Linked DNA regions of Homo sapiens: regions 2, 3 and 4 are each linked to region 1. A link is a contact called in ENCODE Hi-C or POLR2A ChIA-PET data. All regions are on one chromosome and are shown on one strand. Each heading gives the region's core, a stretch centred on a gene start or an enhancer-like site at or near the end of the contact. The rest is flanking DNA. Distances are from core to core; before and after follow the strand shown. Region 1 holds the start of OTUD3 (OTU deubiquitinase 3). Region 2 holds the start of SLC66A1 (solute carrier family 66 member 1). Region 3 holds the start of IFFO2 (intermediate filament family orphan 2). Region 4 holds the start of EMC1 (ER membrane protein complex subunit 1).

The links. A loop is a pair of places that touch in the nucleus more often than their neighbours do. ChIA-PET counts read pairs that join two places held with the same protein, here RNA polymerase II (POLR2A). Pooled maps may share reads with other maps.
Region 2: a loop to region 1 is called in a pooled map, with 9 times the contacts of the local background. The contact joins the promoter of SLC66A1 here to the promoter of OTUD3 in region 1. A Hi-C loop is called at or near these places in 1 of 37 single-sample maps with no recorded cell type and 10 of 50 pooled maps. POLR2A ChIA-PET finds 5 or more read pairs at or near these places in 2 of 52 experiments (HEK293 and activated T-cell).
Region 3: a loop to region 1 is called in a pooled map, with 7 times the contacts of the local background. The contact joins the promoter of IFFO2 here to the promoter of OTUD3 in region 1. A Hi-C loop is called at or near these places in 8 of 50 pooled maps.
Region 4: a loop to region 1 is called in a pooled map, with 9 times the contacts of the local background. The contact joins the promoter of EMC1 here to the promoter of OTUD3 in region 1. A Hi-C loop is called at or near these places in 1 of 37 single-sample maps with no recorded cell type and 7 of 50 pooled maps.

Annotation. Positions count from the first base shown.
Region 1 is chr1:19,880,990-19,883,689 of GRCh38, forward strand. It overlaps OTUD3 (OTU deubiquitinase 3), which reads left to right and starts at 1,406. Exons shown (of 8, transcript NM_015207.2): 1 at 1,406-1,745. The coding sequence starts at 1,525. All of the region lies in intron 1 of LOC105376823 (a long non-coding RNA gene), which reads right to left. RefSeq lists an enhancer at 1,190-1,239 and a silencer at 1,610-1,949.
Region 2 is chr1:19,310,998-19,313,697 of GRCh38, forward strand. It overlaps SLC66A1 (solute carrier family 66 member 1), which reads left to right and starts at 1,329. Exons shown (of 8, transcript NM_001040125.2): 1 at 1,329-1,892. AKR7A2 (aldo-keto reductase family 7 member A2) reads right to left here and starts at 1,147. Exons shown (of 7, transcript NM_003689.4): 1 at 830-1,147. The coding sequence starts at 1,127. RefSeq lists an enhancer at 738-1,237 and silencers at 829-1,468, 1,549-1,638.
Region 3 is chr1:18,955,414-18,958,113 of GRCh38, forward strand. IFFO2 (intermediate filament family orphan 2) reads right to left here and starts at 1,263. Exons shown (of 9, transcript NM_001136265.2): 1 at 255-1,263. The coding sequence starts at 919. RefSeq lists silencers at 16-205, 446-705, 1,276-1,445.
Region 4 is chr1:19,250,245-19,252,944 of GRCh38, forward strand. EMC1 (ER membrane protein complex subunit 1) reads right to left here and starts at 1,280. Exons shown (of 23, transcript NM_015047.3): 1 at 1,171-1,280. The coding sequence starts at 1,265. MRTO4 (MRT4 homolog, ribosome maturation factor) reads left to right here and starts at 1,561. Exons shown (of 8, transcript NM_016183.4): 1 at 1,561-1,619. The coding sequence starts at 1,592. RefSeq lists an enhancer at 1,193-1,698.

The sequences.
Region 1 (2,700 bases), core at 156-2,655:
TATATACACCATGGAATACTATGCAGCCATAAAAAAGAACAAAATCATGTCCAGGAAGAGGGGAGAACAGCAACATGGATACAGCTGGAAACCATTATCCTAAGTGAACTAAGGCAGAAACAGAAAACCAAATACTGCACGTTCTTATAAGTGGGAGCTAAACATTGGATACACATGGACACAAAGATGGGAACAATAGACTCTGGGGAATACAAGAGTCGGGAGGCAGTTGGGGGAAAGGGTTGAAAAACTACCTATTGTGTATTGTGTACTTTGCTCACTACCTGGGTGACAGATTCATTTGTACTCCAAACCTCAGCCTCACGCAATATAGATGGGGTTTCACCATCTTGGCCAGCTGGCCAGGCTGGTCTCGAACTCCTGACCTCAGGCGATCCCCTGGCCTCGGCTTCCCAAAGTGTTGGGATTACAGGCGTGGGCCACTGCACCTGGCCTCAGTTTTTGTTTTTGTTTTTTTGTTTGTTTGTTTTTTGAGATGGAGTCTCGCTCTGTCCCCCAGGCTGGAGTGCAGTGGTGCAATCTCGGCTCACTGCAAGCTCCGCTTCCCGGGTTCATGCCATTCTCCTGCCTCAGCCTCCCGAGTAGCTGGGACTACAGGCGCCCGCCACCACGCCCGGCTAATTTTTGTATTTTTAGTAGAGACGGGGTTTCACAGTGTTAGCCAGGATGGTCTCCATCTCCTGACTTTGTGGTCAGCCCGCCTCGGCCTCCCAAAGTGCTGGGATTACAGGTGTGAGCCATCACGCCCAGCCTGGTCTGTCTCAGTTTTAAAACGGAAAGTCCTGCATCCCAAGAAAACCTCTAGTCCAGGCAAACCTAGGTGGGTCGCTCTAGGATGGAATTAGGATTTCCAGTGGTCTTGGACAGAAGGGCGACCTCTCCCTTGAGTTACGAAGGAAGGCGGAGAGATGAAGGGCAGGATTAAATAAACAAGTATGCGGGCTTTGGAGCCAGGGCAAAGCTCTGCCTTTTAGCTGTGTGATCTTGAAATTATTTAACCACTCAGATTCAGTTTCCTGTAATTTGGGGATAATTAAACAAGAATGAGCCGTGTGAAAGTGCCTATCCAACTGTAGTAGGCTCGCAGCAAGAGTTTAAATCGTTTTTATTCATCTCCGGTCCTAACTTTTGCCGCTGCTCTGTGTTCCACTCTTCTATCATCTTTAATTTCTCTGCTTGACTTGTTCCTGCTTTGTTCTCTCTGGTCCCTCTCCGGTCGCTCCTGCCACTCACGTTGAGTACCATCCACCACTAGAGGGCGGAATAGAACAAACCAAGATGGGTGCCCCTCCAGCTCTCTATGGCGTCTGCTCGCCGAGCCCCGCAAAAGAGGCGGGGATTCCATCATGTGACCGGGGTGCTGGGCGCCGGCGCAGGCGCGGTTGCTGCGTAGTCGTCGCCGGGCTCCGTTGCCCGCGCTGTTTTACCTTCCCAACGCTTGAGGCGGACGCTGGGGGGTCCTGCGCCTTTCCCTCCTGCCGCTGGGGACTGCAGGCTAAGGCCATGTCCCGAAAGCAGGCGGCGAAGAGCCGGCCGGGCAGCGGCAGCCGGAAAGCCGAGGCCGAGCGCAAGCGGGACGAGCGGGCGGCGCGCCGGGCCCTGGCCAAGGAGCGGCGGAATCGGCCGGAGTCTGGCGGCGGCGGCGGCTGCGAGGAGGAGTTCGTCAGCTTCGCCAACCAGCTGCAGGCCCTGGGGCTGAAGCTGCGGGAGGTGCCGGGGGACGGGTGAGGCGGGCCGGGAGCGAGGGAGGCGGCGCCGGGGGACGCGCCGGGCTCGGCCTGGCGACCGTTGCCCGCTCGCGTCCATCCATCCATTCATTCGGGCGGCCCGGGCGCCTCCCGCGAGCCAGCCACGCTCCGAGTGCAGGGCGTCCAGCTGCGAGTGAGGCGGACAAGCCCCTCGCCCCGAGACGCTCGCGGGGATCCCAAAGGGTCCTAATCATGGCAGACGCCGCGAGCGAAATAGAAAGTGGGTGCTGAGACCGTATATGGGAGCAGGGCCACTGGATTGTGGCCAGGAAGGGCTCTCTCAAAGGTGACATTTAAGCTGAGTTCTGAAGGAATGAGATGGAGCCAGGCATTGGAAAAACAGTTATCATGACGATAAGACCAGTTGAAGGAGTTTGAGTAAGCCCCACTTGGTAGAACGCTTTGCCTCCTTTGAGTCCTTGGTTTTTGGGTGGTGCCCCCATTTACATTTGTGAAATTAGGTCGCCTGTTTACTGAGCTGAAGGCAGCTTCTCTAATTCTTCCTTCCATGGGCCTCAGTTTCTCTGTAAGCAAAGGTGCTTCCCCAAGCTTTCTTGGGACTTAGACTGGATCCAGGTCCAGCTTTCTTTAGGGAACGCGGAGGGGGAGAGTGGGGAGGAGGAAGAAAATTAGCTTCAAGAAAGGGGATATGGCTCCAGGAACATGGATGGAAGAAGGAAAAGGGTCAGGAAGAGGGGAGAACAGTTAGGATCCCCATTGCAGGGGCAGGTAAAAAGGGGTCTGGTTGTCAGCTGTGTCACTTTGGAAGAGAGAGTGTTAATAACAGCCTGGCTTTTGTTTTTTTCCTCCCCGTATTTGAGTGCTCAGATCCTGCAGAGGGAAGACTAAAATGAAATTAAAGACCATAAGGAATTGCCTTAGTTCATTATTATTGTTATTTTGTAGAGACGGTGATTTTGCTGTGTTGCCC
Region 2 (2,700 bases), core at 79-2,578, 570 kb before region 1:
CACACATCACGCACATTGCATTTCCAAACCAAGTCTTTGCACAGACTCTAATGTTCCTTTCTCTTGTTCTCCTCCAACCTACCATTGAGCCTTTAAGGCTGAGCTCCATCCAGCATTTGCTGAGCCTTCCCTAGTGCCTCTCCCCGGCCTGCAGCTCCCTAAAGTACTCTCTCTTCTGGGCTCTCCAGCAATCATTACTTCAATCTTCCTCATTAGACTCTGAACTCCCTGTGGAGGGCTGGAATCACTTTCCCTCCTATGGCCCCAAGTCAAAGCCTGGCATAGAGTGGATAGAAAGTCCCTACACCCTGACCCGTCCGCACTCCCTAACACTCCTACTCTCCCAGCCAGCCTTACGGCATCGCCACAGTTCTCCCTGAGAGAGGCAGAGGTACTGCCAGCTGCACAGGTCAAATTCTAGTGGTTAAGAAAAGGCCAGGATGAGAAAAGGGTGCCCAGGGTGTGCATGCGTGATGATGGTAACGAAGGGGTAGAGAAAAGGGGGAGAGCCTGGGTGGGGACCGGTTGTGGGCACCTGGCAGGTTTGGAGGCGGGGGCATCAATGGAGGTGGGAAGCGATGGGTCAGACCAGGCTGGGGGGAGACTCTCGCGCTGCAACTCCCAAGGGAAGGAGAGTGGGGGAAAGGAGTCAGGGCAAAGCACTGTCTAGTTGTCCCGGGGTTCCCAGAGCTGCGGGGTGGACCTGGGGTGGGGAGCGAGGGACGAATCCGTCGGTGCTGCCCGCGGCCGGGCCCGAGCGGGGTGGTGCACGGCTGGGGACAGGCTCAGCTCTACACGATGCATGGGGAGGATCTGCAGCTACTGTTACCTCTGCAGTCGCCACCGCCCAGCCCGAGCCCCAGGCCGCCCAGGATGGTCTCGGACTGGCCGTCGCTGTACATGAAGGCCGTGTCCAGTTCGGTGTGGCCGCGCTCCAGAAAGGCGCGCACGGCCGCGGCGCTGGCGGGCGCGTCCATGCGGCGCCCCATCTCCATGGTGCCCAGCACCGAGGCGACCCGCGGTGGCGGTGGCCGGGACATGGCGAGCGCGCGGGCCTCGGGCGGCGGAGAGCGAAGCGCGCAGTGGACGGCGGCGCGGGAGACTACGCGAGACGCGGCACTCAGCATAGCAGCGGCGCCTGCGCGTTGGGAGCCGGGGGCCCCGCCCATGCCGGGGAGGAGCGCGGAGGCAGTTGGGGGCGGGGACAACAGGCGCGGCCCCAGCGGCGCCTCCAGGCCCGGTCAGCCCAGCGCGCGGCGTGGGGGCGGGGCCTGCGGTTCCCGCGGGGGCGGTGGCGCGCGGTCAGCTGACCCGGCGGGCCTTGACCCAGAAGCTGGGCCCTGGCGGCGGATCTGGACGTGGTGAGCCGGACCGGGGGCAGGTGGCAAACTTCACGGCTGGGGGTCGGGGCTCCTGGGCTTCCCTGCCACATCCTTCCAGCCCTCTCCTCCGGCCGCTGGACTGTCCCGGCTCCTGCGCCCTCCTTGTGGCGCGATATCGTGGGACGAGGCTCCGGGCCGGGACTGGGTGGCCCTCGGGAATCCGCAGCCAGTGGCCCCCCACCTCAAAGGCGACCAGCGCGGCCTCTCGAGCTGGCCTGGCCAGGAGTTGCCCTGCCCCGGCCGACCGGCCCCTTGGCATCTGATGGCTTCGTTTTTCCCGGGCCGGCCGGGCGAGGGGCCCTCGCGGCGCTGGCCCCAGCAGCTGTCCTATCATTATCCCTCCAAACAGGCGGCCCGCGCCGGGCTGAGTCACCAGGAGGGAGCTGTGGCCGAGGACGCCGAGGCCTGGAGTGGGTGGTAGCCCCGAGCTGGGACGCTCCTCCCTCCACAATCTCCCCAGGTCTGCAGGGACCGAGGGCCTACACTGCCTCCTCCCACGCCGTGCTTAGGGTAGGTTTCCAAACGTGTAAATGGAGAGTCTGAGTCTGGAAGTGTGAGGGGTCCCGGGCCTGGGTCACAGGTCATGTCTAATCAACGCTTACTGAAGGCGCCTGTGTGCCCGGACGCTGGAGGGGCTACAATGAGAACAAATAATAGTCATTTTGGGCTGTTGGTGTTGAGTGCCAGTGCCAGGCACCCTTGTAATCGCTTGGCCTGGATTGTCTCATTTAACTCTGCAGTCAGCCTAGGTGGTGGGTATTGCATTATTCCCCTACTTTTCAGATGAGAACTACGAAGCTCAATCACTTGAGTTCCAGACTGGTAGGCATCGGGCAGGTCTGTTCCAGAGTGCTTTTCTCCTCAACCCTGGGCTGTTCGAGCTCACAGCTTTCTCCCCTTCCTTTCTCCTTTCCTTCCTCTTCTCTCTCTTCCACCCTTTCTCCTTTCTCACCCGTTTCCTCTCTTCTTCACTCTGTCCTTCTCTCTACCTCTCTCTTTCTCTCACTGTCTCTCAACATTTGCTGAACCTCTAGGTGTGTTTACACCTGGAGAATAAGAAATGCACAACCCAGGGTGGGGAGAGTACGTTTCAAAGACAGTGGTCGCAGAGGACGGTGGTAGCGTTCTTCAGGTGTGTGGACAAGGGGAGAGGAGGAGGTGGAAGGTCCTGTCCAGCCAGCTCTCATGGGGCATCTTTGAAAGGGCAATTTAGAAGTGAGTCTTCTTATCTCATGACCAGGCCCTTGAAGGGGAGCAGGACACTTCTAGGGGAAGAGATGGCACGTGCAGAAGCCTGGAGACCTGAAATGACTGAAGA
Region 3 (2,700 bases), core at 13-2,512, 930 kb before region 1:
TATGTCACCTAGAAAACAATGTGCCTCACCAGTGACAGCATCGAGGTGGCCCCCACGGTAGCCAGCGCCCGCCCCCATCCTGGGATCTAGATAACTGGGCCTTCCTGGCGTACGTAAGACGCTCTGCAAACACAGCTTCCAGCCCACCTGCCAGTACCAGCTGCCCGCCCGGCCCCCGTCCCGCATACGCATTCCGCGGCAGCCTGGACCTGGGCGCCCCGTCCCAGGGCGGCGGGGGAGGGGCGGCCACTCACCTCCGCTTATACTCGTCGCGCTCGCGCTTCACCTTGGCCAGCACGTTGTAGAGCGCGCGGATCTCCGGCGTGATGGTGTCGATCTGCACGCCCACGCCGTCGGGGTGCACCCACGACACGCCGGGGCCCTGCACGGTCTCCACGCCGCCGCCGCCCGTGCGCCGCACCTGCGTGTAGCTCCAGATGGTCCCGGGCAGGCGGCCGTAGTGCTGCGGGTGCGAGCCGCCGCCGGGGGGCAGGCCGCCCAGGGCCACGGCATTGGCGTTGGCGCCGGCCGCCGCGCCACTGCTGAGGCCGTGCCCGCCGCCGGGCGCCGGGGGCCGCAGCAACTCGGGCCCGGTCTGCACGGCCTGCTCGCGGGAGAAGGTCTTGTAGCGCAGCCGCCGCTCGCGCTCGCTCTGCTGCTGCTCCAGCTGCTTCTCCAGCAGCCGGTTGCGCCGCTCCAGCTCGTGCACCTTAGCCAGGAAGCAGCGGAAGCGCACGTTGAGCCCCTTCAAGAGGTGGATGTTGGAGCCCAGGTCGTCCCGCAGCGCCGCCGTCACCGGCGACGGACCCGGCCCTGCCCCGCCGCCGCCGCCGCCCCCGCCAGGGCAGCCCCCGCCGCCGCCGCCCGGCGGGCAGCCGAAGGCCAAGGCCATCTCCCCGAACAGCAGCGAGTTCACCATGCGCCGGCTGCGCGGCTCAGGGCCCCGGGCCCGCGGCTCCAGGTGCGGCTCCAGCTCCGGGCAGGGCTCCCGGCGCGGCCGGGCCAGGGTGGGCGCGGGCTCCAGCGCGGCCGGCCGGGCGGTTCCAGATGCGCGCCAGATGCGGCCTCCGCAGAGACGGCAGGACGGATGGCCCCGGATGCGGGCGCCGAGGCGAGAGAGGGCACTCGGCCGCTCCTCGGGACGCGGTGGAGGCCGCGGTATCTGCGCGGGGCCAGAAGGGTCGCGGGTCTCACCGCCCGGGCTGTCAGAGACGCTGTGGAGGGGCCGCGGCAGCCGCACGCAGAGGACTCTCGGCCGGCACTGCCCCTTCTGCGGCGGGCCCCGCCCACTGCAGACACTGGCCCCGCCCCCGCCGCGGCCCCGCCCACCCCTCCTCCCTCTGCGGCGTTCCCCGAGCCCGAGGCTCCGCCCCACGAGGCCCGCAGCGCCGGGCCCCACCCACAGACCCTCGGCTCCGCCCACCTCCGGGTTCTCCCGCTTTCTCCGCAGCATAGACTCCGCCCAGCTCCCCGGCGGGGCCACGCCCTCTCCTGCGTCTGGTCCTGCCTCCCCGCCGGGTGCCGATTCTCTGCTGGGGGACCCGGACCGCAGAGCTGCACCAGGGACCGGGTTAGCTGGAACCGCCGCAGAGCCAGCCGGGCCTCTTAAAGGGGCCAGCAGCCTCGGCAACGCTCGCTTTCCACTTTTTAGGGCGCTCCTCTCCCACGTCGCCTGCCGAGAGGGCTCCGTTTCTCTGTCCTCTCTGCCCGCAATGCCCCTGGCCCCAAATTCCTTCGGATGTGCGCGACCGCGGCTGGAAGGGCTGGGGGACCACAGTATCCGAAGGTGCATCGGCACCCCACCCCCACTCTAGCCTGGGGAGGCCCAGATCGACCTTTCGGGGATAAGAGGGCGCCCGTGCCCCACGCTGCGGACCCGGGGGTGGGCTCCTCGAATGCTAGCTGCGGGCCTTGTCCTCTCGAGATCGGCCCGGGCACAGCTAAGCCCGCTGGTTCCCCCGCCCACTGAGGAGCCGAGCAGCATGGGGGTTGGGGAGGCCGAGCAAGACCCTCCCGGGATGACACCCACAAACTCGGCCTGGGCCTCGCCTCTGCTGAGCTGCTCAGCACCTCCCCACCACCCACACCCACACGCTGAGATGAAGCTGACCCCGAGAGCTGGGGATTCATTTCACAGACATGGGGCTTAGCGGGCCGCCTGGGGCAGACCGAGGCAACCCGAGGACCCATTCATTCATTCATTCATTCATTCAAATGTTTTCACACCTACCACGTTAAAGGCCAAGTTCTCCAGTCTCTGGTGTCTCCTGAACCGTGTTGCAAACATTAGTATATGTCAGGCGCCATACTTATTTATTATCCCCATTTTACAGAGAAGGTCACTGAGACGTTAAGTAGCCACAATGGTCCAAAGTGCATGCTCTAACCGGCCTTCCACAATGCTGGCCTCGGGCCTCGTGTCCATTTCCGCATTTGGTCCTCACCGCAAACCTCAGAGGGGAGGTGACCCCCACCTTGAACCCCCACCTTTGAACGCCTGTGGCTTGCATTGTATGCACTTAACCAGATATGTGGCATGTTTCAGATACTTCCGACTGCATTTTTTACTAGCAGTTTAATTTTTGTCTTGTTATTAACTTTTGTGTTTGTTTTGTCTCTTTGTATGTAAGCTTGAGGACAGGCACACTGTCTTACATGGACAATGCCTTGGTGTTCTTGGTGACAAAGGAGACACGGGCT
Region 4 (2,700 bases), core at 30-2,529, 630 kb before region 1:
AAAGTCTTAAACAGAGTCCTTTTCCCCCCTCATCAGCCTAACCTGGCCCTGGGCTCAGAGCAGAGCTGCCCAAGACACTAAGCAGTTAGGAAATGCCATTCATTCATTCATTCATTCATGAAAATAAAATTAAGAAAATTGCATATATCAAGTATTCTGCAAAATTAGATACACATATCACCCGATATATATGTGTAACATACACATATGACATTGTGAACAGTTGTGCACATCATTAAAAATGTAACATGTTTTATTTGTCACACTGTCTGGCATAACAGGTACTCAACATATATGCGAATCAACTTTTCCAAGACAGAAAATACTTCAGAGGAGGAGAAATCTGACCTGGGCCCTGAAGAATAAAGTGTAAATAGCAATAATAACAGATAACGCTTAATGACTGCATTCAATGAGCCAGGCATTGTGCTAAGTAATTTAATGGGATTGTCTCATTCATTCTCACAAGTACTGTAAGAGATAACGGACTGTTAGTAAACCCATTCTACAGACAAAGAAACCAAGGCACAGAGTGGTTAAGTCACTTTCCCCAAGATCACACAAGTCTTAACTAGTAAAATTCAAACAAAAGCAAGCTACTCCAGGGCCTTAAGGAAGACGTGGGTGGGTGAATGAATGAATGAGTGAATGGCATATTCTAGCTGCTTAGTGTTTTGGGCAATCCTGCTGTGAGCCCAGGGCCAGACTAGGTTGATGAGAGGGGAAAAGGACTCAGTTTAGGACTTTTAAGACGAAAGCTCCTGTTCACTTGCCTACAAGACACCAATTCGAGTAGGAATTAAAGTTCACTGACAGCTTGGCGACCTCTGACACCTGGTAGACCAGAAACCTCACAGTCAAAAAAATCGAACCTGACGAGGGAGGACGGGATCAGTGATCTCTGACCGGCACCCCAAGCATTCCTGGATGGCAGGGCCGGCTTACACGCAAGGATCAGCTTAGAATGACCCCTAACACTTGGTTTAAGGCTCTGCTTCCAACGACTTTAAATCCTTAATAATTTTTTAACAAGGGGCCCCACGTTTTCATTTTGTACTGGGTCCTGCAAATTATGCGGCCAATCCTGTTAAGTGACAACCTTTAGCAGGTAGGAGACAGGTACTGGGGAAACAGCCACTTATCTCTCGAATATGTTCCACACGTACGCACCAATCAAACTTGCCCACTTGGTCTTCGTAGACCGCGGCCGCAGGAATCAGCAGCGTAGCCCAAAGCCAGAAACGAGAAGCCCACTCAGCCGCCATGATGCGAGCGCATGCACCACCCACCGCCGTCCCGGCATGCACCGCGCCGCGGGCTCCGCCTCCGCGGGACCACAGAGCTGGGATAGCGCGCGAGGCCCTCGGTCGGACGGGACGCTCGGGATTCAGGGACTGCCTCGGCACACGGGAAGTTGCCCTACAGGCGCGGGAGAAAGCGCAGGCGGCGGCTTGGCAGGGAGAGGCAGGCTGCAGTGCACATTGGGTCAGGCACACGCGAGGGGCAGCCCCCGAGGGCCGTCCCAGAGTCCCCCGCGCCGCCGGGGTCCTAACGGGGTGCACCGTCTTCCGCCGCACGTGGATTCAGCGCGATGCCCAAATCCAAGCGCGACAAGAAAGGTGGGCGAAGGGGGAGTCGGGACCCTGGGGGGAGCTCCGTGGGCTGGCTACCCAGCCTGCGGTGAGGGCTTCGGGGCGGCGGGGGCGCAGATTGGAACGCCAGGACATCCTCGAGGTGTTCCGCTGCCTCGCTGCGAGCTGGAATGGGGGCTTCGGGGCTGTAAAACCGCCAGAGGTGGCTGACGCCCGGTCGGGTCTGGGGAGCGGAGACTCGTTTTGCCTAGTTTCAGGTGCTCTTGCAAGGCCAACTGGGTCGGGAGGCAGCTCCTGAACACCGCCCCCGGCTATGCCTGCTGCCGTTTCGGCCCACTTTTCCCAACTTCGGCCCTTTCTCATCTTCCTGCGCTCCCGCCACCCTGGCTGCCTTTCCCTTCTTTCAGCACAGGTTTGTTCCCGTGTCTGGCGTTGTGTGTCTGCGGTTGTTTCTGCCTGGCATGCTTACATCTTCGTATGGTTTGCGCCTTCTTAGTTGTCAGTTAATAGGATCCCTCTGAGACAGGGTCTCGCTCTGTTGCCCAGGCTGGAGTGCAGTGGCGCGATCGTAACACTGCAGGCCGGATGCGGTGGCTCACGCCTGTAATCCCAGCACTCTGGGAGGCCGAGGCGGGCGAATCATCTGAGGTCGGGAGTTCCCGACCAGCCTGGCCAATATGGTGAAACCCCTTTTCTACTAAAAATACTAAAAATTAGATGGGCATGGTGGCAGGTGCCTGTAATCCCAGCTACTTGGGAGACTGAGGCGGGAGAATCGCTTGAATCCGGGAGGCGGAGGTTGCAATGAGCCGAGATCGCTCCACTGTACTGCAGCCTGGGCACGACAGAGCGAGACTCCGTCTCAAAAATAAATAAATAAAATAAGTCACTGCAGCCTTGACCTCCTTGGCTTAAGCGATCCTCCCACCTCAACCTCCCGAGTAGCTGAGACTACAGGCGCACGCCACCACACCCAGCTAGGTTTTTTTTGTTTATTTTTTATAGAGAAGACTCAGTGTGTTGCCAAGCTGGTCTCGAACACCTGGGCTCCAACCACCCTCCCTGAGTGCTGGGATTACAGGCGTGAGCCACTACACCCGACTTGCGC